Linked DNA regions of Homo sapiens: regions 1, 2, 3, 5 and 6 are each linked to region 4. The links are chromatin contacts, found by Hi-C or POLR2A ChIA-PET in ENCODE. All regions are on one chromosome and are shown on one strand. Each heading gives the region's core, a stretch centred on a gene start or an enhancer-like site at or near the end of the contact. The rest is flanking DNA. Distances are from core to core; before and after follow the strand shown. Region 1 has its middle 92 kb from the start of ZNF217. Region 2 overlaps ZNF217 (zinc finger protein 217). Region 3 has its middle 66 kb from the start of ZNF217. Region 4 overlaps BCAS1 (brain enriched myelin associated protein 1). Region 5 has its middle 50 kb from the start of ZNF217. Region 6 has its middle 120 kb from the start of ZNF217.

Region 1 (4,077 bases), core at 824-3,323, 330 kb before region 4:
TAATTTTTTGTATTTTTAGTAGAGACGGGGTTTTACCGTGTTGGCCAGGATGGTCTCGATCTCCTGTCCTCGTGATCTGCCTGCCTTGGCCTCCCAAAGTGCTGGGATTACAGGCATGAGCCACCGTGCCCGGCTGATCTTAGGGATTAACTGATTGATTGATTGACTGATTTATCTTTTTTCAACCCTGGCCTACAGAAGATCTTTGGAATTCACATAAGGTTTTTCTTGGGCCGGGCATGGTGGCTCACGCCTGTAATCCCAGCACTTTGAGAGGCCAAGGTGGGTGGATCACCTGAGGTCAGGAGTTCAAGACCAGCCTGGCCAACATGGTGAAGCCCTGTGTCTACTAAAAATACAAAAATTAGCGGGGTGTGGTGGTGGGCGCCTGTAATCCCAGCTACTTGGGAGGCTGAGGCAGAAGAGGTGGAGGTTGCAGTGAGCCAAGATCACACCACTGCACTCCAACCTGGGTGACAGAGAGAGACCCTGACTCAAAAATAAATAAATAAATAAATATATACGATTTTTTTTTTTTTGGAGGCAGGGCCTTGCTGGATCACCCAGGCTAGAGTGCAGGCACAATCTCGGCTCATTGCAACCCCCGCTTCCCAGGCTCAAGACATCTCCCACCTCAGCCTCCTGAGTAGCTGGGACTACAGGCACGTGCCACCACACCTGGCTAATTTTTTGTATTTTTGGTAGAGACGGGGGTCTCACTATGGTATCCAGGCTGGTCTCAAACTCCTGAGCTCAAGTGATCATCCCGCCTCAGCCTCCCCAAGTGCTGGAATTACAGGCGTGAGTCCCCTCCCTCGGTCGATTTTAGGAATGTAAAGGCTGGTAGAGCACTTCCAACTCCCTGTGTTTGGATTCACGGATTCTTCATGGAGCATTTCCCCAGGAAAAGACACACAAACAGATTAGGTGCACAATTACAGGGGTTTCATTAATATTCTCCAAGTTTATTTATGGATTCCCTAGACTTCCAAGATAAGGGCACTTGGTTTTACAGCATAATCCCCATATTTTATCACCCATAGGTTCACAGGATTGGGTGACTTGTTCAGGAGACTTAGTGAAGTGTTGTTCGTTTAATGTCTACGCTAAGTGAGTAAATGTATGGTCCTCAGTATTCTCAACCCTAAGTTACGGAATTGCTAGACACAGGGCCAGCTTCATGGGTGTATGTCTTGGGCAGCAGTTGCTTAGGGCTCTGTGCTCGGAAGCAGCCCGTCTCGAATGTCTGGGCTCAAGCAGTCTTCCCTCCTCAGCCTCCCAAAGTGCTGGGACTGCGCGCATGCACTACTGCACCCTGCCACTTTGAAATTTTTAATAACTTTTTGAACAAGAAGCCATGTGTTTTCATTTTGCACTGGACCTTACAAATTATGTAGCTGGCCCTTATTAGACATTGTGACACCTAAGAGAGACCACCCCCTGGGAGGACTGAACACTTGAAAAAATAATATTTATTGAGCAGGTATTAATTCATTTAACCTTCACAATGACCCGGTGTGGCAGGTTCTAATTTTACCCACATTTTACAGATGAGGAAAGCATTCTGTAAATGCAGTCAATTCTTGAAATGTCTAGTGTTGCTTAGTAATTAGAGGGCCTTACTTATGACCAAGAAGTTTACAATTTTGCCTATTTGCATACATTCTCCATCTATTTTAAACAAACAAGAGCCAAAAAACAAAACAAAACAAGCAACAACAACAACAAAACAAGAAAAAGTTGAGCCCCAGCTGTGCAGATTTCTTTCTGAAAACACTGGGTTATTATATTGAGTATTTTAGTACTAATTTAGAAAGTATTTTGATCTTGATTCGTCTACTGATCATGTCAGAATCCAACTCTGAATAATACTGAACGTGATTAGAGTCCCCAGAACTGAGCCAGACTGGGTCTGCAGAAAGTTCTTACAGCTACCAAAGATGGCTTGATATGTGTCTGGTGGGGGTAGGGAGGAGAGTGTGGCCTGTGGTTCCTCACAGCGGGGAGCAAGTGGCCTGTGGGTGGAAGAAACTGTCACTTCACCTGCAGCTGGGGGCACCCATCTTATTCATTACAAGGTCTGAGGAAGCTGGTTTACCAGGTCAGAATTCAGAAACGTGGATTTCACCTTTACCAGCTACTCAGCCCTAAGGCAGTTCACAATCTGAGTAACCATGGGCTGCTGAATTGTGATTGTTTAAAAACAGGCCGGGCTCAGTGGCTCATGCCTGTAATCCCAGCACTTTGGGAGGCTGAGGTGGGTGGATCACGAGGTCAGGAGATCGAGATCATCTGGGTAACATAGTGAAACCCTGTCTCTACTGAAAAAAAAAAAATACAAAAATTGGCTGGGTGTGGTGGTGCGTGCCTGTAATCCCAAGCTACTCGGGAGGCTGAGGCAGGAGAATCGCATGAACCCAGGAGGCAGAGGTTGCAGTGAGCTGAGATTGTGTTACTGCACTCCAGCCTGGCAACAAAGCTAGACTCCGTCTCAAAAAATATAAATAAATAAATAAAAATAATATGGCCCAGCCTGGGCACCGTGGCTCACGCCTGTATTCCTAGCACTTTGGGAGGCCAAGGTGGGTGGATAGCCTGAGGTCAGGAGTTTGAGACCAGCCTGGTTGGTGAAACCTCGTCTATATTAAAAAAATACAAAAAATTAGCTGGGCATGGTGGCGGGCGCCTGTAATCCCAGCTACTCGGGAGGCTGAGGCAGGAGAATCGCTTGAATCCAGGAGGTGGAGGTTGCAGTGAGCCGAGATTGTGCCACTGTACTCCAACCTGGGCAACAAGAGCAAAACTCTGTCTCAAAAAATATATAATAATAATAATAATAATAATATGGCTGGGTGTGGTGGCTCACGCCTGTAATCCCAGCACTTTGGGAGGCTGAGGCGGGTGGATCACCTGAGGTCAGGAGTTTGAGACCAGCCTCCAACATGGTGAAACTCCATCTCTACTAAAAACACAAAAAAATTAGCCAGGCGTAGTGGTGCACGCCTGTAATCCCAGCTACTCAGGAGGCTGAGAAAGGAGAATCACTTAAACCCAGAAGGCGGAGGTTGCAGTGAGCTGAGATCGTGCCATTGCACTGCAGCCTGGGCGAGGAGCGAAACTCTATCTCAAAAAAAATAAATAAATAAAATAAAAATAATATGGATTGCTAACTCAAAAGAGAACTGAAAGTTTTTTCTCTTCGCACTAAATAAAACCTCCCAAACTGTGGGGCCTTTAGATGCTAAAAGAAATGCTAGATTTTCTAATTAGTCTTCTCTAATAAAATACTTTTACAGTTTTCTGTGCCAACTGGTATATTATTCCCATAATTATTTGATTAAAAAGGAATGAAGTTCTTTGAAAACCATATTATGGTAATATTAGAACTGAAATTATACTTGTCATTTCATACTATTGCCTATGGAGTTTTTGATCTTTCTCATTATGCCGATTTGTGAGATTTCTTTTTCTTTCTGTGGGAAAACCCTGTGGACTTCTCTTCTTCCCTCCCGCCCTTCTTTCCTTCCTCCCTTCCTTCTTTCCTTCCAAAAGAAATGAACTGGTTTATTATTTTGTAGGATATGCATTATTTCCTATATAATTTTGGGACAAGCTGGTTTCCTTTCATGAGTAATTTATTAATACACTGTATTTAAAAAATCTAAATATAGGGGTGTGGGGATGGGAAAAAAAGAAAAAACTAAATATTATAATTGAGCCTGATTGCATGATATGTATTCATGTATTTCAGCCTAAACATGAAAATAAATACCCAAGTTTCTTTTTAAACACCCAGTATTTAAAAGTGCTAGGCTCTGCAACAGGCGCTGTAAATATTGAGCTGATGAAAACCAGTTTAAACAATTATTGCTTTATTTTAAACATTTATTGAGGTTCTATGCTAAGAACCTCTAGATTCTCTGAATTTTTTTTCTACTTTAAAAAATAGAGACGGGATCTCACTACGTTGCCCAGGCTGGTCTTGAACTCCTGGGCTCAGTGATTCTCCCACCTTGGCCTCCCAGAGTGCTAGGATTAAAGGCATGGGCCACCATACCCAGCCTAGATTGTCTCATT
Region 2 (3,813 bases), core at 295-2,794, 440 kb before region 4:
GAACGGAAAAACTTTCCACAATAACTACACTCTCTTGAAGATGTAAGATGTTTTATTTTTCCTCCATCATCATTTTTATCTTAAAGGAAAAACAAAAATATTTATATAAGAAGGTAGCTGAAGTACCTGAATAAGGCATGCTGACTTAAATATTCTTGACATAAACATTTTTGGAAAGCATGAAAAAATTCTTTTATATAACATCGGGTTAGAACAAAACGGCTAGACACACACCAAATGCTGTTGGAGGTTGTTTGAAGTTTTAGAGTGTTATAACATGATTTTGTTTTGTTTTTTTCTGGGTACAGCAGAGTACACTATTAAACATTCAGTTCTTCGTTTGCCTTAATCACAAGAAAGATCATTTCATAGACTGAATTGCCCGGGCAGCTTCCGGTTCTCAGTGTCTCTGAGCAGGCAGGATCTGGCAAACTGAAGGTGGACATACATACTGGCGGGAAAAATTATCTTCTTCAGAATAATTTAGAAAAATGAGCCAATTACAAACCGTCAACTTCCCAACCACCAGGGGAAAAATAAGCCGTTTAAGGTTAGGATTAAACAACTGACCACTAGAGGGCAGCAAGCACAACTTAATCTTCAACAGAAAAGAAAGTCTGGCATTGGGCAAGCACCTAGGAAAGTCTGTCAAAATTTAGCAAAGTTTTGGAAAGCAGGCTGTATTGTCCACAAACACTCATGTGGGCGAAAGAGATCTGACAAATGAAAACCTGTCCCCAAATGACAGTGTTTGGCTTTAGTTTCTGCAGGACAATAGGACAATGTGTCTCACGTGCATCAGGAGAAGTTAGAGTCCACTGGAAGGAGGACAGAACTTCAAACACACACCAGCCCTCCAAAAGACAATCAGAGGTGCTGCCGTTAAAATACCACCCCCAAAACACATGAATGTTTAAGTTTTAAATAAATGTCCCCTCACTGTAGATCATATCACTATCCACCTGTAAGACAGACACCCTTGATGATCTATATAGTGTCTAAAGAAAGAAAAAAAAATTTACTTGATCTTCTTAAGTCTTAAAAAAGCCAGGATGATAGTACAATATGATAAATCTAGACTACTAAGATAATATAAGTTTAGGAAAATCAATTCCCCAAATACAGAATGGCCAGCTTTTTTTTCTTACAATCATACCCAAACTAGCTGGGTTTATAACTGGGCGTTGTTGCAATTTCCGACTCCCAACTATGTGTCAGGATTTATGGTATGTTGCGTCATATCCAAAAAGCTATGAAATGCCTTTTCTTTAGAACAAAGGACATGACATTTCCACATCTACCTGGTTCCTGCTCTTTCAAGCATCACCTCTGACTTTACAGTTATATTTTTTAAAGGACTGTGATCTTTTTACAAATAGGCTGTTGAAATTGTCCTTGGGAGGTGGAAGACAGGGGTCAATGAACCATTTTGCAAACAGGGAAATAGTAGCAAAGAAAGGTTAAGCAACTCATAATTGGTCACAAAACAACGCAGTGGTAGAACCAGAACTCAACGCCAAGCTGGGGTGCTCCCACCCACAGCCAGGCATTCTGTCCTGCCTGATGATCTAGCCCATGTTTTCCACACCACCTACCGGTAACTGGCCTTTTCATTTCTTTCAGGGAACTGGGGCATCTCACAGGGCCCCTGCAACAGTACCGGCACTAGCAGAAACCACTTAGCTAACTGGAGTCTGTGTTTAAAGCCTCTTTTTATGATGCCATTAAGACATTAGATTTGTAGTATGCTAAGTGCTGGGTTTCCTGTGTCCCAGGAAACTCAAAAACATTCTAAAGATTTGATATACAGACTACAGTTCTCACGTCAATCACATGATCAGAAAAGGAACTGGCACTGGCTGAAGAGCAGGTGAAGGAAGAGTCCAATCAATCGTGTGGGCAAATTCATCGTGGGTCTCATACACCCAGTTTTCCGAAGAATTCAAGCACACAATCAAGTGACACTGAGAGGAGGAGGCACTTGTTTTAACCGAGGACCACTTTGACAGATGCTTCCCTAAGACCGATTCATGTTCCCATCATTCGCTTGTCAATTACGGCCTGCCCATCAGGGTCTTTTCAACTGTTTTAAGCAGCAAGATCCTCTATTCAAACAAAATACTAAACTCTGATAGGAGAAGCTCTGGCTACAGTGAGGATGGGCGCAACTCCAAACACAGGTGGAATCCTTTGCCCTAGATAACGCCCACCAGGGCTCAGGAATATTATGTGAGCATGCCTTCAGTGATCACCTTCTCTTTCTATAAATGCCACTAGTACACTGAAAATTCTGCTGAGCAAATGAGCCTTCTTAAAAATGTCTTCAGTGTGCTCACATTCCTTGTATTTTATGACAAATCATTTGGGTTCCTGAGGTACCTATAAATGGATACTAGCTTGCCAGACAGAAAGGACAAGGTTTTGGACAGCACCAAACGGCTGCCCAAATAATATTCCTGGCTCTAGTTGATCATCACTCCCAGTACCTTTTATGGCCACTAGAAATTCACTACAGAAAAAGATCAGGAACGCCAGAAAAACTTAAGTGAAGGCTAGGGTCTCTCAATGCTCAAACTATTGACATTTGGGACCAGATAATTCTTTGATGATGGGGCTGTCCTGTGCACTGTACCATGCTGAGCAGTGTCCCTGGCCTCTGCCCACTGGATGCCAGCAGGCACACCCACACACACAGTATGACAACCAAAATGCCTCCAGACATTGCCAGATACTGATTGGGAACAAAATCGCCCCAGTTAAGAAGCAGTGCATTTGGGCTGGATGCACAAGTTATTTTTTTTTTAAAGTGTGTTTTGTGAGCAAAACGATACACGTTTAAAAAATATATATATATTTTCAGAACAAGGAGACCTCTTAACTCAACCCTGTTATTACAGAAATGAGAAAATTAAGGCCCTGAGAGGTTAAATGACTTACACAGAGTGATACCAAAAAGAGCCTGGACTTGACTCTGGCTCTCCAAACCCCATTCCTGGCCAGCGTTGTCTGGAGATGGGAATAGAGAGGGGGAGACGGGGAGACAGACAGACACAGGCGGAACAGCACGGGACGGAGACAGGGCAGCTTACCCAGATGGATTCCTTCGGGAAGCCCATCCTCAGATCCGTCTTCAGAACCACCTTCCCCTCGATCCACGGCTCCATTTTCATCCAGAGGGGCGGCGAGGTCAGGAGAACACGTCCCCGGCTGCCTCCCGTCCACAGACATGGTGGGCGACTCCGCGCCGGCCCTCCGGTCCTTCTTGTGGACCCTGGAGTGCAAGACCAGCTGGTGGTAGGTTCTGAAAGCTTTGCCGCACTCGGAGCAGTGAGTGGGCTTCTCCTTGCTACTGGGTAACTTGGGATCCGCGTCCACGGAGGGCGCTTCGCCGTGGGAGTGTTTGCACTTCTCTTTCTCTTGCGAGAGGCCTGCACAACTGCCCTTATTTGTTTCTCCAAGCTCCTTCTCGGAACTCGAATCGTCGTTGTCGGTGCTCCCTTCTTGCCCCGATTCCTTCACTTCTTGGCAAATGGCAACTTTTCCTTTGGTAGCCAGCTGCCAAGCCTGGAAGGTGGTGAACGGATCGAGCTGAGGGATGCATCTGACAGGCTTCTTCCCCGTTTCAGGGTGAGATTTTGGTCTCAAGTTGAACAACTGCAGGAAGTCCTCCCTCGAGGACGGCATTCCTCCTTGTGGAGAGTCTGTCTGCGCGCTGCTGGTACCGAAAGCAGTTTTTTTGGTGTGCACCTTGCGGTGCTCAATTAGACTTTCTTTATTTGGAAATAGGAAGCCACAAACCATGCAGATTTTGTA
Region 3 (3,692 bases), core at 603-3,102, 360 kb before region 4:
TAAATTCACGCTCTTGCTAAAGACCATCTATGTAAGATAGGTGCACTATTCATGGCACAATTATGCGGTTCCCAGTTAAAATGTGATAAGGGAAGTTATAGCTGGATTCTCCTATGATGTAATGTAGTCTTTGAATGACACTTTAAACAGTCACAGCTTTTCTCCATTGGGATCCCCATTCTGCCCCTCAAAGCTGTGTGATCTTGGGTACCTCTTCACACTTCAGTTTTGCCATCTGTAAAATGGGTATAGCAATGGTATCAAACCTTAAGCGGCATTACGGAGGCCAAATATGCTAATGTGTATGTTTGGTGTAGAGTAAGCCCCAAATAAAGACTAGCCATTGTTTTCGTGGCCATTTTTTGTCTGTTGAGAAACTGTTAATGCAGCAACTTTCTCCGGGTTAGAGTTGGATTAACTAACAAGCTTCTGAGGAAAATATTAAAATTTCCCGTGATTTTCCACAGTGGCTATTTAATATATATTACATCAAGCAAGCAGGTAAAGAAAAGCAATACTTTCAGGTGTAAATACAGCACCTGGATTGGGTTGATTTTGGTAATTCGGTTTTTTTCCTTAGACAAAGCTAGGTTTTCAAGCCAAACAGTACACAGCTGTAGAAAACAGTCACTTAAAATTTCAAAAGGTTGCTCTGTATGTGTAATTACTATTATTATTATTATTTCAGACAGAGTCTTGCTCTGTCGCCCAGACTGGAGTGCAGTGGTGTGATCTCGACTCACTGCAACGCTCAAGGGATTCCCATGCCTCAGCCTCCTGAGTAGCTCGGTGTAAAATTACAGGCATGTGCCACCACGCCCGGCTAATTTTTGTATTTTTAATAGAGATGGGGTTTCGCCATGTTGGCTAGGCTGTTCTGGAACTCCTAACCTCAAGTGATCCGCCCACTTCGGCCTCCCAAGGTCCTGAGATGACAGGTGTGAGCCACCTTGCCCGGCCCCGTATGTGTAATTATGTATCTACTTTTATTCTTGATGTTGTTTATAAGTACATTCCCTCTTGTTTTTCTTACTCATTCTTACCAATGGACTTAAACTTAATTTTATTGGACTTTACAAAGAATGAGTGATTTTTTTTTTTTTTTTTGAGACGGAGACCCCGTCGCCCAGACTGGGGTACAGTGGCGCAATCTCGGCTCACTGCAAGCTCCGCCTCCCGGGTTCACGCCATTCTCCTGCCTCAGCTTGCCGAGTAGCTGGGACTACAGGCGCCCCGCCCGGCTAATTTTTTGTATTTTTAGTTTAGACGGGGTTTGTTTCACCCTGTTAGCCAGGATGGTCTCCATCTCCTGACCTCATAATCGGCCCGCCTTGGCCTCCCAAAGTGCTGGGATTACAGGCGTGAGCCACCGCGCCCAGCCGAATCAGTGATTTTACTGATCAAAAAGTATTGGTTGTTTTTTATTTATGTGACAACTTCCGCTCTTAAGTTTATGAATTCCTTTGTATATTAGATTATGGAAGTGTCTTTAAGAAATAAATACAATTTTAAAATATCTATCTACAGGTAATATCCACATCTCTATGTCTATCGATAGAGAATAACATTTAGGGAAACGGAGAGGGGAGAGGGAGCTAGAATGGAAAGGGCACCTCACAGATGATTTCTCCCCTAACAAATTTTTGTTTTGTTTTGTTTTGCTTTGAGATTTTACTTTTTTGCAAGAAGAATCTATTTAGGTATTAGTTGAATTTTTCATCGGTCAGGTCCAAAGAACAAGGGGGGGTGGGGAGGGGACGGCGGGAGAGTGTGGCAGGGTGTGGGCGGGGCAGGAAGAAATGGGGGCCCACCCTGAAGGCTTTCTTAGGTCCTTTTCTCAGCCATTTTCCTCCTTCCCCAACCGGAGAATTGCCCCGCGTGTGCAAGGAGCGGCGTGCCTCCACGCAGCAGCAACAACAACAGCCGCGCGAGTGGCCGCAGCGTCCACGCCGCCCGCGAGTGGCCGCAGCGTCCACGCCGCCAGCGCAAAGTCGGTGCGCACAGCCTGGCGCGAGTTCGAAGCTGGAGAGGGCTGTAAAATAGATTGGGGGGCGGGGGAGACCACGTGATTTTCTGGAACGCTGGCTCGCCTCTTTATTTTGATTCTCGAGTAAACTTACAATCCCCAAAATGCGTTGAGGGCATCGGAAAGAGTAAAGTCACGTTCCGCTGGAAAGGATCACTTCTTAAGTTCACATGAACCTATTCTTTGATCCTCCTTCATTGCTGCTTAAGATTTACTTCTCTTTCAAATCAAATAATGTGTTTCTTTCTCATTCTGAGAAAAGCTTTCAAGATGTGATTTCCCTTTTGAAACACTTTGAAGTCTTTCCCCAGCACATCCTTTCTTAAAGGGATTTGGTAAGAGGAGATAGGCCTGGAGGCCAGGGCATTTTAAAGTCACTTTCCAAATACCCTGTGTTCCCTTAAAGAGTCTTGAATTGAAACATCCCAGCTGCTGGAAGACGTTTCCAAATGTGACTCTGTGGCTGCAACACCCTAATGTCTTCTCTCCTAGGACCCTGGTGGGTCATAAAGACAGACAGAGCAGAAAGGAAGCCTTTAGTTTTTTAAGTAAAGCCACTTCCATGGGCTTCCTAAAACAACAAGGATTCTCACATTTAGTTAGTCCTCTCTGTTAGGACATCAAGGGAGAAACAGCTGAAATCCAGGGCTGAACATTTCCTGGCGCGGCTAGATTTGAAGCTTCCAGTATGTGGAGTATCACCTTCATTCCCTCTGGGGGCGTCTATATGGTTTGTGCCAGGTGGGAGCACCTGCCCCGTGGTGGCCAAAAATACTGACAGCAATTCAAGCTTCTCACTTCCGAATGAGATGTTTGTACACGAAGTGACCTTTAATTGTGTCTTAGAAACTCATGTCAGATCAACATGTGGTTTCACTTATTCAGGAGAGGTTATTACATTTCAAGCTGTTTTGTGTTAGTTTTTAGCATTTAAATGAAGTATTTTCTCTTTCATATATTTGATGTGGCTCAAAGAAGCTTGCTTCTTTTTCTTTTTTTTCCTTCATAGATTTTATTGTTTGATTAGATCTTTTTGTCAAGTCAGATCAAAGATGGCTTTTCCTTTCTTTAGGAGAGAGATCTTTTATGAAAACAAATCAATAGAACAGATTTCACAGTAAAGAGGCATTTTGTTTAAAAGATTTTGAAAAGAGGAAAAAGATTACAATGAGGGTAGAAGAGAGATGTTTTTATTTTTGTATTCTATTTGTCTGTCAAAGAGTTAGATGAAAGCAAATACTTTGGCATTCTCAACTTCAGATTTACTGTGGGGAGGCTTTGCAGACTCAGCTAGATAGACACATCCTTATAGAAGAATTCACTTTACCTTTTAGCATCTGGGAATATCCGAGAGCTGGTGGCTCCTCCCTACCTATCCCTGCTCCCTCCTAAGATGATGTAGATGCTGGATTCTTGGCTTTTTGGCATCTTTTTCAGATGAACTCCTTCACATGCTTCAAGAGAAAATGCAGGAGTTTCTAGATAGCATTCATGTTTTTGTAGCAACTTTTAGTTCCCTCTATCCAGGGGCTACCACAGTATATTGAAATGATGTGTTTACTTGGTGGCTATGCTGCTCTTTAGGGGCAGGAAAGGGCTGGTTCACCTTGTCCCTCTCCCTGCTTGTCGGAGCTCAACAAATATTTGTCAATCTGAACTGAACAAA
Region 4 (3,633 bases), core at 1,000-3,499:
CAGCCTGTGGCAATTTCTAATTAACACAGCTCAGGAATCCTCAGCCTCTTAATGCAGTCTAGAGGAGGAATCGAGAAATTACCTAGATGGTGGCATTTTTTTACTTTTAGTTAGATTGGTGGTTCACTACAGTGCTCCTTTTATAAAAAAGAGAAAATACAGATAACAAAGAATAAAACGAAATGCATCGATTATTCTATTACTGAAAGTCAACTGCTGTCAACAATTTGCAATTTTTTATTCCACGCTGCTCTTTGGGTGGGATGACAGAGCTATGGCACAGGAAGGCAGAGATCATTTTTACCCAGAGGAGATTCTTCTGCATGCTATTTTGAAATCTGCTTTTCTCATTTAACATTATACTATCACTTTCTTCACCTGACCAATTCTATTTTTATGTCACCCTCGTTTACGGTGTCTAGTGTAAGGGTGTGCCACAATCAATATGAAAGACCTATTGGATCATTTCAGCTTTTTTTCTTACAGACAATACTGGAAATTTTTTAAAGCCCCATGCATAAAATATTGATCATGTTCTCAATACATTATTTTTAAACATTTTTTATTGATGCATAATAGATGTACATAATTTTGGGGTACGTGTGATAATTTAATACATTCATGTAATTTGTAAAGATCAAATTCGTGTACTTGGGATATTCATCACTTCAAATATTTGTCTTCTCTTCATGCTAAAAACATTCGACTTATTCTATTCTAGCTAGTTTGAAATGTACAGTAAACTATAGTCACCCTCCTGACCTATCAATCAATAAATTCTTAAATGCAGATTTGCTCATTCAGAAAGCATGTGTGTTTGAAGACTTTAAAATTGCATACTGCCAAAGCGCCACGGTGGAAACAAGCTTCTTAGTGGTCCAGGTAGTTGATTAAGAAATTATCTAAGACTTCAGAGGGAAATAAAATAACATGAAAATATAAAACCAAGAAATCTAGATTTCCATTGTCCTCTGGCATCTTTTCTGAGATGGAAATTGAGTCTGGATAACACAGATATAAAAATGTTCCACTTAGCCATTTTTCTTCCTCTTTTGGGGAAGAGAGAGGCAATGTTAATTTCAGCTGCTTATACTAATTGAACCAAGCCGGGTTGGACCAATTATCCAGTGTGATACTCTCTACTGTAAATCACAACATCACTACCTGTTTTACTACCCTGTGGACATAACCTCAGGATACTTAAGGCTCATCTCACACGGGGGTAGCAGAAGTCTAGCCCAGGGCCTTAGCATGGTACATCATCATTAATCCATAGTTATTAACTGATGTGGAGATGTTACATTTGTAAGATTAAATAAAGCATTGTCTGTTGTTCACATAGGGGGAGGGGGGAAAGAAATCTATCTAAGAAAGCAACGCACACTTGCTTCCCATATAAAGCTAGTGTACATTTTCTCTTTTCTCCCTCAGCAACTCCTCTGCTTGAGGGGTAAGTGAATTTGTCAACTTGAGTTCCAATGGCAAGTAAAATGTGGGTAGAGAATTAAGCAATAAAATGTTCTTCTCTTGTTTCCCTTTTGGCAGCAGGCTTTGCTTTGGGGATAGTCCTAAGGACACATGAGTTGGCACACTCTTAAGTATAGTTCCCTTATGTGTGATTTTTTTTCTTTTCTTTTTTTTTTTTTTGAGGTGGAGTCTCGCTCTGTTGCCCAGGCTGGAGTGCAGTGGTGCGATCTCGGCTCACTGCAATCTCCATCTCCCAGGTTCAAGCGATTCTCATGCCTCAGCTTCCTGAGTAGCTGAGATTATAGGCGTGCACCACCATGCTTGGCTAATTTTTGTATTTTTAGTGGAGATGGAGTTTCACCATGTTGGCCAGGCTGGTCTTGAACTCCTGGTCTCAAGTGATCCTCCTGCCTCAGCCTCCCAAACTGCTGAAATTATAGGTGTGAGCCACCACGCCCGGCCAATATGTGTGATTTAAAATGGAAAAATACTGCTGCAGGCAGAGTGAGTGAAGAGTGATTCCCAGGGTAAGCCACACTGGGCAAAAGGGATTTGTGGAAGATTCTTCTGTTCCATGATTAGTTCCTAACAAGCACAACCTTCCAGACTGGTGACAGCATTTCACATTTACTAAAGGAAAAATACCCAATGTTACGGAAAACAAACAAACAAAAACAAAAAACAAACAAAAACCACACCAGAAAACCTGCCTTTAAATACAAAAAACTAATAATCCACAGCCTAGAACACATTCGTCATCTATTTAACAAACACTTCCCCAAAGCGAGAAAACAGTTTTGAATGCTGCCAGAATTAGGTTGCAGACTTTCTAAGAATTGTTTGGCCCGTGCAAAGAAAGAAAGAAAAAGTCACATGCTATTCACTGACTGTTTAAACACTTCTCTGTTTCTGTTCCTCACCCAGTTGTGATTTTCACTCTCCTGTCTACTTTCTATCTCAAAACTCTGTTTATTTCACTCAGAGCTCTTTCTAAACTCTGGAAGTGTTTGCTTGTTAATTCTCTTTCTTTTTTAAATTGTTGGTCTCTCCACTAGAAGGAAAGCTCCCATGAAGTACACTGTTCTACCTGCTGGGGAATCTAAAATCATTCCTGGCACAAAGGAAATACTCATATTTGTTGCATGAATAAATGAAAGTATCCACTTACTTTTTTTTTTTTTTTTTCGAGACAGAGTCTCGCTCTGTCATTCTCCTGCCTCAGCCTCCCGAGTGGCTGGGACTACAGGCGCCCGCCACCACGCCTGGCTAATTTTTTGTATTTTTAGTAGAGACGGGGTTTCATTGTGTTAGCCAGGATGGTCTCGATCTCCTGACCTCGTGATCCACTTGCCTCGGCCTCCCAAAGTGCTGGGATTACAGGCGTGAGCCACCGCGCCCAGCCTCCCACCCCTTTTATATATTGCTTAACACTGGCTGCCTGATTGACTCTCAGGCTGGAATGACAGATGGTCATCTAAGTAGCTTCAAATTCTGATAAGTGCTATGAAGGATGAAGGAAGTAAAGTGGTCCATGATGGGTGTATTTACTTGATTCTCAACTGTACCCAAGAAAAATACCAATGCAAGTGTTATGACGAAGGACAACCTACATGGCTGCGCTGCTGGGAATCATTTGGTGAACTGGAGAGTGGGTGCCCCATCTTAAGGGACAGTCACAACTCACATTCTGTCTGGAAATATAGGGCAAAACTACCCATTATGGGGAAGTCTGAAATATAGAATTGTATTGACATATTATTGCTTTAAAATATCATCAACTTTGTTAATTCAAAAATATAATTAATTAATTAAAATATTATTTAAAACACTATGTAGGCCAAGTAAGATGCATCTCTGGCTAGAGGCCTTCTACAGATGGCTAGTTTTCAACTTCTGGTTTATGTTTTTTATTTTATTTTACTTCTTCAAACCCACAGCCAACATCATACAACTTCTGGTCTAAATGCCTAGCTCAACGTTCTCTAGAAGAACCATTCCTTGGAAAATTGAGCTACCTTGTTAGAGGCCCAACAGCTACATGGATGATTAAGTTTGAGAAACACTTGGTTAAACAAAGTGAAACAGGCGTGCTTGCTGCAGGACTTCTCAGAGCCTTTAGTAGGTGGATGTCCATTGTGAATCTTCAGTAGAGACTATAAAGCAAAT
Region 5 (3,869 bases), core at 238-2,737, 370 kb before region 4:
CCCCGTCTCTACTAAAAATACAAAAAAATTAGCTAGGCCTAGTGGCACACGTCTGTAGTCCCAGCTACTCAGGAGGCTGAGGTATGATAATTGCTTGAACCCAGGAGGCAGAGGTTGCAGTGAGCCGAGATCATGCCATTGCACTCCAGCCTGGGTGACAAAAGCAAAACGCCCTCTCAAAAATAAATAAATAAATAAAGTCTGTTAATTTAAAAATAAATAAATGCTTAAAAGGCACTCTGTCTAATGAGTACAAAAATTGGAAGGAAAATGACCCTTCACTTCACTGTTGCATGAACAGGAAATGGAAATGTTTTTGGGCATATGTATCTCTTGGGAGAGTGAGGTGGAAAACAATACCAGCCACCATTCTTTAATTTGGATTGATCCACTGTTCTTGATTTTGAATAGCAGGTGGCTTTGCTGTGGTGTTATTGTTGTTGCTCTTTTTTTGTTTGTTTGTTTGAGACAGAGTCTTGCTCTGTCGCCTAGGCTGGAGCATAGTGGCGCGATCTCGACTCACTACAACCTCCGCCTCCCGGGTTCAAGCGATTCTCCTACTGGGATTACAAGCACATGACACCATGCCCGGTTAATTTTTGTACTTTTAGTAGAGACAGGATTTCACCATGTTGGTCAGGCTGGTCTCGAACTCCTGACCTCGTGAACCACCCACCTTGGCCTCCCAAAGTGCTGGGATTATAGGCGTGAGTCACTGTGCCCGAACGTTGCTCTTTAATGTTAGTATTTTGTTATCCCAAAGAAAGCTCTCAGACCACGGAGACTCTTAAAAGACAATATCAAATGTTTCAACAACTGACAAACCTCAGACTTCCTGTATTTCTGTAAGTTGCAGTTTTCCCTTCCTTCTTCTTCTAATTTGTTAATATCTCTGGGGCCACAGGCTCTCTCTCTCTCACACAGGTCTCTAACTAGATCAGTGGATCAAAGGTGAGGCTTTGCTAAGTAATCAGGGTAATTTCACCGGTGTAGCAAGCTATTAAAAACAGACCTGCAGGGTTTTTCAAGGACAACCAAGGTATTGATTTGGCAACCAAAAACTCCTGTAGTGCAAGCAATAATACACCAGGGCCAGTGTTTCCAACACCGTCACAACTCCTCCCCCTCCCTGTCCCTAGTGACATTACAAAAGGCACAGCTAAGGCCGATACTCCAGCTCCTATGCCCCTGCTCCTGTCTTCAAAAGGAACGTCACTGTTATAAATTAGACAAGGGAAGAAAAACCTCATTTCTTTGATGATTTTTTTAAAGAGCTTTGTTTTCCCACGCATAATTGTTCTTCCTATTCATTATGCCTTTATGTAGACTTTGCTTTTTCCTTTAAAGAATACACTTCTTATGTAATTTGTTTTGCATTTCTGGAATGAGGAACTTTTCTGCTCATATTGTTGTTAAAATCTAGACAACACGCCCGTGTGATAGATCACCCTGAGCCTTGGAAGGAAATGATTCACCACAATACTGTAACTGAAAGTCGTCTAACACCAGGGCTGGAAGGCAGGCTATGAACCGCTGCATTACCTGCGTGCAGCAGCAATGGGAGGCAGCCAGAGGTTCCCTCGGCCTGCCTAGCTCACTTCAGCTTTGTTCCTGTTCTGTTTCCTCCGTCCGAGTAGCAGGATGCTGGAAATTCATCCTCCATTTTTAAGTTTTAAAAGAAACCCAAAAATTGTGATTTTTTTTTTTTTTTTGACACCGAGTTTTGCTCTTGTCACCCAGGCTGAAGTGCAATGGCACGATCTTGGCTCACTGCAACTTCTGCCTCCCAGGTTCAAGGGATTCTCCTGCCTTAGCCTCCTGAGTAGCTGGGATTCCAGGTGCCCAGCATATGCCCAGCTAATTTTTGTATTTTTAGTAGACTCAGTGTTTCACCATCTTGGTCAGGCTGGTCTTGAACTCCTGACCTCAGGTGATCTGCCCATCTCAGCCTCCCAAAATGTTGGGATTACAGGGGTGAGCCACTGCACCCAGCTGGGATTTTTAATAAGCCACATCTGCCCAAATGGGCCTTTCCAGGCTACTGTCTTATAATTTTGCACTTAAATTTGTATTTAAACCACACATTAATGCACTGTATGGAAAAAGTGAACACCAAACATACCTATTACTAATAAAAAGATTTCAAACAATAAAGCCAAAAGAGCAGAGAAACTAAAAATAAAAAATATGTATTTTATTTTCCTCTGCATGTTTTTGGTGAAGGCAGATCATAGATTACGCCCATGTCAGAAACAATGCAATTTTATAATTCTTATGAAAAATGGGCCAGGCGCAATGGCTCATACCTGTAATCCCAGCACCTTTGAGAGGCCTAAGTGGGTGGATCACCTGAGGTAGGGAGTTGGAGACCAGCCTGACCAACATGGAGAAACCCCGTCTCTACTAAAAATACAAAATTAGCTGGGCATGGTGGTGCATGCCCGTAATCCCAGCTACTAGGGAGGCCGAGGCAGGAGAATTGCTTGAACCCAGGAGGCAGAGGTTGCAGTGAGCCGAGATCGCTGGTTGTGGTGGTGTGCACCTGTAGTCCCAACTAGTCTGGAGGCTGTGGTGGAAGAATCTCTTGAGCCTGGGAGGTTGACGCTGCAGTGAGCCAAGATTGTCACCGAACTCCAGCCTGGGCAACAAAGCAAGACCTTGTCTCCAGAAAAACAAAAACAACAACAAAAAAAACTAATTAATATTTCAGTAAAATTTAGGTATAAATTTGGCAAGAATATAGTTCTTCACTTTTTTTCACTATGCTGCTCTTTTCTAAAATCAATTGATGAAATTTAAAAATTCGAGTGAATGTGTGTATGAAAACTGAATTAATCTGATATTTTCTTATATAAATTTGATTTCCATGATTACAGCTGAAATTGAGTTTAAGCTAACACAAATATTCAGGTGGTTTCCCTCCCTCCCTCTGTCCCTCCCTCTTTCTCTTTCTTTCTCCCTTTCTTTCTTTCTTCTTTCTTTCGACAGGATCTCTCTCTGTCGCCCAGGCTGGGTGTGGTGGCGGGTGCCTGTAATCCCAGCTGCTGGGGAGGCTGAGGCATGAGAATCACTTGAGCCTGGGAGGCAGAGGTTGCAGTGAGCCGACATCAGGCCACAGCACTCCAGCCTGGGCAACAGAATGAGACTATGTCTCAAAAGAATAAATAAAATGAAATGAAATGATGATAATAATAATAATAATAGTGCTAGTCTTAAGAGTGGGCTGTGCGGCTGGGCGCAGTGTAACCCCAGCATTTTGGGAGGCTGAGATGGGTAGATCACCTGAGGCCAAGAATTCAAGACCAGCCTGGCCAACATGATGAAACCCGTCTCTACTAAAAATACAAAAATTATCCAGGCATGGTGGCGCGCACCTGTAATCCCAGCTACTTAGAGACTGAGGCAGGAGAATCACTTGAACCCAGGAGGCAAAGGTTGCTGTGAGCCAAAGATCATGCCACTGCACTTCAGCCTGGGCGACAGAGCAAGACTCTGTCTCAAAAAAAAAAAGAGTGGGCTGTGACAGATGGATGACAATCCATTGAAAGCAGGTCTCAGCCATCTAGGTCAATCTGGGCAGCTGCTTATTTCTGTAAATAAAGTTTTATTGGAACACAGTTGAGCCTACTCATTTACATATTGGCAATGGCCTCTGTTCTACTTCCGGTTAAGACAAAGCCTCTAGCGCTCAAAGCCTAAAACAGGTATTAGCTGATGCTTTGCAGAATGTTTACTGACCCCTAATCTAAAGTATTTAGTACAGTTACTCGCATCTGGAAGATACCTGCTATTTATATGTTAAGTAAACTCAAAGGCAAAGATCAGCTTCTGTTTATCATTCTTCCTTTCCCTGGGTTCAGCAAAGGCCT
Region 6 (3,670 bases), core at 25-2,524, 310 kb before region 4:
TCAGCTTTCCAGAGCCAGTACAAAGAGTTCTGATGCACCACATTCTCAAACCTTCCTTTGACTTGAGACCCAGAACCGAAATCTCTTGAAACAGCAGCATCCTATTCTTTCTTGGACAAAGTTAACAAAAATGAGGTTTTGTTACAACCATGATATCTTGTCTCCATCACAAAACCCCAGAGGCCTTGCTAATTCTTTCCAAGTAACAGAATTTACCTAAATTGTGCCAAAGTTAATATTAAACCTCAATCACTGTTCTGACCCAGGGCATAAACATCCTGAGAAATCAAATGCTTTTTTGTATTAAATACATGTGTACGCACACACACAAGCTCACACACACATGCGCACACATACACACACAAACACAAGCACACACATATATACAAGCACACACACACACAAACACATACACACAAGCACACACATATATACAAGCGCACACATACACATGCACACAGGCTCAAACACACACATGCACATACACGTACACATGCATTCACACATTTACATACACATATACACAGGCACACAATACACACCTGCACACATACACACACATATACACACACAAAGCATCTCATTAGTGACTCCCTGCTGTGAAAGGAATTTTATTTAAAAATAATTGTCACATGTACTTTAGGACTTGTAATTATTTTAACAAAATGTTCTTGTCATGTTGATGACATTCTAATGACATGTTATTGGTATTTTTGTTCTCCAAATGCGAATGTTTCCCAGGAAACTGACCAGTGGGAAGGAAGGTGGGTGGGGAAGTGAAAGTGTGTCAGAAACTGCAAGTTAGAGTTCTGCTTAACTCAGTTTAAGTTCTAGGGTGACTAACATTTTCTAGGGAGGAAGAGCGTTCTGGTTTCTTAGGAGTAACTGCAAACCCCTTCTCTGGGATCCTCTGAGCTTCCTCTGCATCCTGAGCAAATGCTTGTGACACAGAGTTGGTGCTTTTGATTTCTTTATCTGATTATCCTATTAGATCAGGCTCTTCATCAAGTAGCTGGCTTCTTTATCTCTTTAACACTCTCCAGTGTCCAGAAAAGTACCTGAATTTGTGTGTGGAACAAGTGACATGACTTATTTTCAAAATGAAAATGATACCATTGAGATTTCAAGATTCAAATGAGCTCATATTTTTTATGAATTCATCCTATGCAATTCAGCCCCTTTTAAGGTCTCTACCGTGGCAGCCAACTCTGTTGAAAGTAGCATGGGAGAGAGTGGTTTTTGCAGATGGCTCAAGCAAATGACAAGGGGGTGATGTGTGGGTTAAAGGCAGCAGGTTAATAGTGTGGGCAGAGAGAGGAATGTGGAACGGAATCACAGCTTTGTTGTGGCACTGAATCGCTGTGAGCATTGGTTTGCTCAGCTGTAAACTAGGCTCACATCTAAAGCCTAAAGACGTTGTAAAGATTAAATGAGATAATACGCATGGAAGGCTTAACAGGCTGACTGGTCCAGGGTCATTTTCACTCAACAAATGTAGTTCCTGTCCCTGCCTTCCTCCCTCCACCAACTACCTCTTTTTTTTCAGTTAAGTGTGTTTTTAAAAATTGTGGTAAAATATACGAGACAAAAATCTACCAGTCTGACCATCCTCCCCTCCCCTCCCCTCCCCTCCCCTCCCCTGTCTTCTTTTCTTTCTTTTTTTTAACAGGGTTTCACTTTGTTGCCCAGGCTAAAGTGCAGTGGCATAGTGACAGCTCACTGCAGCTTTGACCTCCCCAGGCTCAAGCCATCCTCCCATCCTAGCCTCCAGAGTAGCTGGCACTACAGGCATGTACCACCATGCCCAGCTAATTTTTCTATTTTTTTTTTTTTTTTGTAGAGATGGGGTCTTGCTATGTTGCTCAGGCTGATCTCTCAAACTCCTGGGCTCAAGCAATCCTCCCACCTCAGCCTCCCAAAATGTTGGGATTACAGGCATGAGCTACCATGCATGGCCTCATTGTAACCATTTTTCAAGGCATGGTTCAGTGACAGTAAGTACATTCACCTCATTGTGCACCCACCACCACCATCCATCTCCAGAACTTTTTCATTATTCCAAACTGAAATGCCATCCCTGTTAAACACTAACTCCCCGGCCAGGCATGGTGGCTCAGGCCTGTAATCCCAGCACTTTGGGAGGCCGAGGTGGATGGATCACAAGGTCAGGAGTTTGAGACCAGCCTGGCCAATGTGGTGAAACCCCGTCTCTACAAAAAATACACAAATTAGCCAGGCGTGGTGGCGTGCACCTATAGTCCCAGCTACTTGGGAGGCTGAGGCAGGAGAATTGCTTGGACCCAGTAGGCGGAGGTTGCAGTGAGCTGAGATCGCGCCACTGCACTCCAGCCTGGCTGACAGAGCAAGACTCTGTCTCAAGAAAAACAAAACAAAACAAAAAAAACACACTAACTCCCATCCGCCCCTTTCCCACCTCCTGGCAACCTCCACTCTACTTTCCGTCTCTATACATTTCACTATTCTAGGTATCTCATATAAGTGGAACCATACAATATTCATATTTGTCCTTTTGTGTCTCGCCTCATGCACTTAGCATAATGTCCTCAAAATTCATCCATGTTGAGGCATATATCAGTATTCCCCTTTTTTTTTTTTTTTTTGAGACCGGCTCTCACTCTGTTGCCCAGGCTGGAGTGCAGTGACACAATCACAGATCACTGCAGCCTCGACCTCCCGAGCTCAGGGCTCAGGCAATCCTCCCACCTCAGCCTCCCAAGTAGCTGGGACCACAGATGCACACTGCTACATCTGGCTAATATTTCCTATTATTTTTGTAGAAGGGGATCTCCCTGTGTTGCCCAGGCTGGTCTTGAACTCCTGAGCGCGAGTGATCCTTCTTGGCCTCCCAAAGTGATGGGATTATAGGCGTGCCACCACACCCAGCCCAGAATTCTATTTTTTAAGGTGGAATAATATTCCATTGCATGTATATATTACATTGTGTTAATCTGTTCATCTGATGATGTACATTTGAGTTATTTCCACATTTTCACTATTGTGAATAATGCTGTGGTGAGTCCTGGTGTACCAATATCTGTTTGAGCCACCTCCTTTTTCAAAAGTGTGTTTGACAGTCTTGGACTCCATTCTTTTTTTTTTTTTGAGATGGAGTCTCGCCCTGTCGCCCAGGCTGGAGTGCAGTGGCGTGATCTCGGCTCACTGCAACCTCTGCCTCCCGGGTTCATGCCATTCTCCTGCCTCAATCTCCTGAGTAGCTGGGACTACAGGCGCCTGCCACCACGCCCGGCTAACTTTTTATATTTTTAGCAGAGATGGGGTTTCACCGTGTTAGCCAGGATGGTCTCGATCTCCTGACCTTGTGATCCGCCTGCCTCGGCCTCCCAAAGTGCTGGGATTACAGGCGCGAGCCACTGCACCCGGCCTTGGACTCCATTCTTACCTAAGACATTGATGGTATGTGTTCCAGAACAGCCTCCAATCTCCCTCCTTAGGATTCCTTGAGTCCAGGAGTTCGAGACCAACCTGACCAACATAGCGAGACCCTGTTTCTACAAAAAATAAAAAATTAGCCAGGCCAGGCACGGTGGCTCACGCCTGTAATCCCAGCACTTTGGGAGGCCGAGGTGGGTGGATCACCCAAGGTCAGGAGTTCGAGATCAGCCTGGCCAACATGGTGAAACCCCATCTC

The links. A loop is a pair of places that touch in the nucleus more often than their neighbours do. ChIA-PET counts read pairs that join two places held with the same protein, here RNA polymerase II (POLR2A). Pooled maps may share reads with other maps.
Region 1: a loop to region 4 is called in a pooled map, with 2.2 times the contacts of the local background. The contact joins two enhancer-like sites. A Hi-C loop is called at or near these places in 1 of 50 pooled maps. POLR2A ChIA-PET finds 5 or more read pairs at or near these places in 2 of 52 experiments (CD4-positive, alpha-beta T cell and GM12878).
Region 2: a map with no recorded cell type shows a loop between it and region 4 (3-fold over the local background). The contact joins two enhancer-like sites. A Hi-C loop is called at or near these places in 5 of 37 single-sample maps with no recorded cell type and 3 of 50 pooled maps. POLR2A ChIA-PET finds 5 or more read pairs at or near these places in 1 of 52 experiments (activated T-cell).
Region 3: a loop to region 4 is called in a pooled map, with 4 times the contacts of the local background. The contact joins two enhancer-like sites. A Hi-C loop is called at or near these places in 6 of 37 single-sample maps with no recorded cell type and 4 of 50 pooled maps. POLR2A ChIA-PET finds 5 or more read pairs at or near these places in 1 of 52 experiments (GM12878).
Region 5: a loop to region 4 is called in a pooled map, with 4 times the contacts of the local background. The contact joins two enhancer-like sites. A Hi-C loop is called at or near these places in 3 of 37 single-sample maps with no recorded cell type and 4 of 50 pooled maps. POLR2A ChIA-PET finds 5 or more read pairs at or near these places in 1 of 52 experiments (GM12878).
Region 6: a loop to region 4 is called in a pooled map, with 4 times the contacts of the local background. The contact joins two enhancer-like sites. A Hi-C loop is called at or near these places in 2 of 37 single-sample maps with no recorded cell type and 2 of 50 pooled maps. POLR2A ChIA-PET finds 5 or more read pairs at or near these places in 1 of 52 experiments (CD4-positive, alpha-beta T cell).

The regions. Positions count from the first base shown.
Region 1 is chr20:53,684,123-53,688,199 of GRCh38, forward strand. No RefSeq gene overlaps it. Among named protein-coding and RNA genes, the nearest start is that of ZNF217, 92 kb to the left of the region's middle. Within about 2 kb of position 2,074, at least 2 of the 41 ENCODE cell types and tissues checked have a DNase peak (open chromatin) inside an H3K27ac peak, as active enhancers do; they include GM12878, where a contact is called at or near this core.
Region 2 is chr20:53,578,372-53,582,184 of GRCh38, forward strand. ZNF217 (zinc finger protein 217) reads right to left here. Exons shown (of 6, transcript NM_006526.3): 2 at 3,090-3,813; 3 at 1-79. Among named protein-coding and RNA genes, the nearest start is that of ZNF217, 14 kb to the right of the region's middle. RefSeq lists enhancers at 3,469-3,813, 3,658-3,787. Within about 2 kb of position 1,545, at least 26 of the 41 ENCODE cell types and tissues checked have a DNase peak (open chromatin) inside an H3K27ac peak, as active enhancers do.
Region 3 is chr20:53,658,344-53,662,035 of GRCh38, forward strand. No RefSeq gene overlaps it. Among named protein-coding and RNA genes, the nearest start is that of ZNF217, 66 kb to the left of the region's middle. RefSeq lists enhancers at 1,869-1,928, 1,939-1,998, 2,919-2,978. Within about 2 kb of position 1,853, at least 19 of the 41 ENCODE cell types and tissues checked have a DNase peak (open chromatin) inside an H3K27ac peak, as active enhancers do; they include GM12878, where a contact is called at or near this core.
Region 4 is chr20:54,015,767-54,019,399 of GRCh38, forward strand. All of the region lies in intron 4 of BCAS1 (brain enriched myelin associated protein 1), which reads right to left. Among named protein-coding and RNA genes, the nearest start is that of MIR4756, 51 kb to the right of the region's middle. Within about 2 kb of position 2,250, at least 3 of the 41 ENCODE cell types and tissues checked have a DNase peak (open chromatin) inside an H3K27ac peak, as active enhancers do; they include GM12878, where a contact is called at or near this core.
Region 5 is chr20:53,641,829-53,645,697 of GRCh38, forward strand. No RefSeq gene overlaps it. Among named protein-coding and RNA genes, the nearest start is that of ZNF217, 50 kb to the left of the region's middle. RefSeq lists enhancers at 1,451-1,500, 1,541-1,590. Within about 2 kb of position 1,488, at least 29 of the 41 ENCODE cell types and tissues checked have a DNase peak (open chromatin) inside an H3K27ac peak, as active enhancers do; they include GM12878, where a contact is called at or near this core.
Region 6 is chr20:53,707,102-53,710,771 of GRCh38, forward strand. No RefSeq gene overlaps it. Among named protein-coding and RNA genes, the nearest start is that of ZNF217, 120 kb to the left of the region's middle. RefSeq lists an enhancer at 902-951. Within about 2 kb of position 1,275, at least 10 of the 41 ENCODE cell types and tissues checked have a DNase peak (open chromatin) inside an H3K27ac peak, as active enhancers do.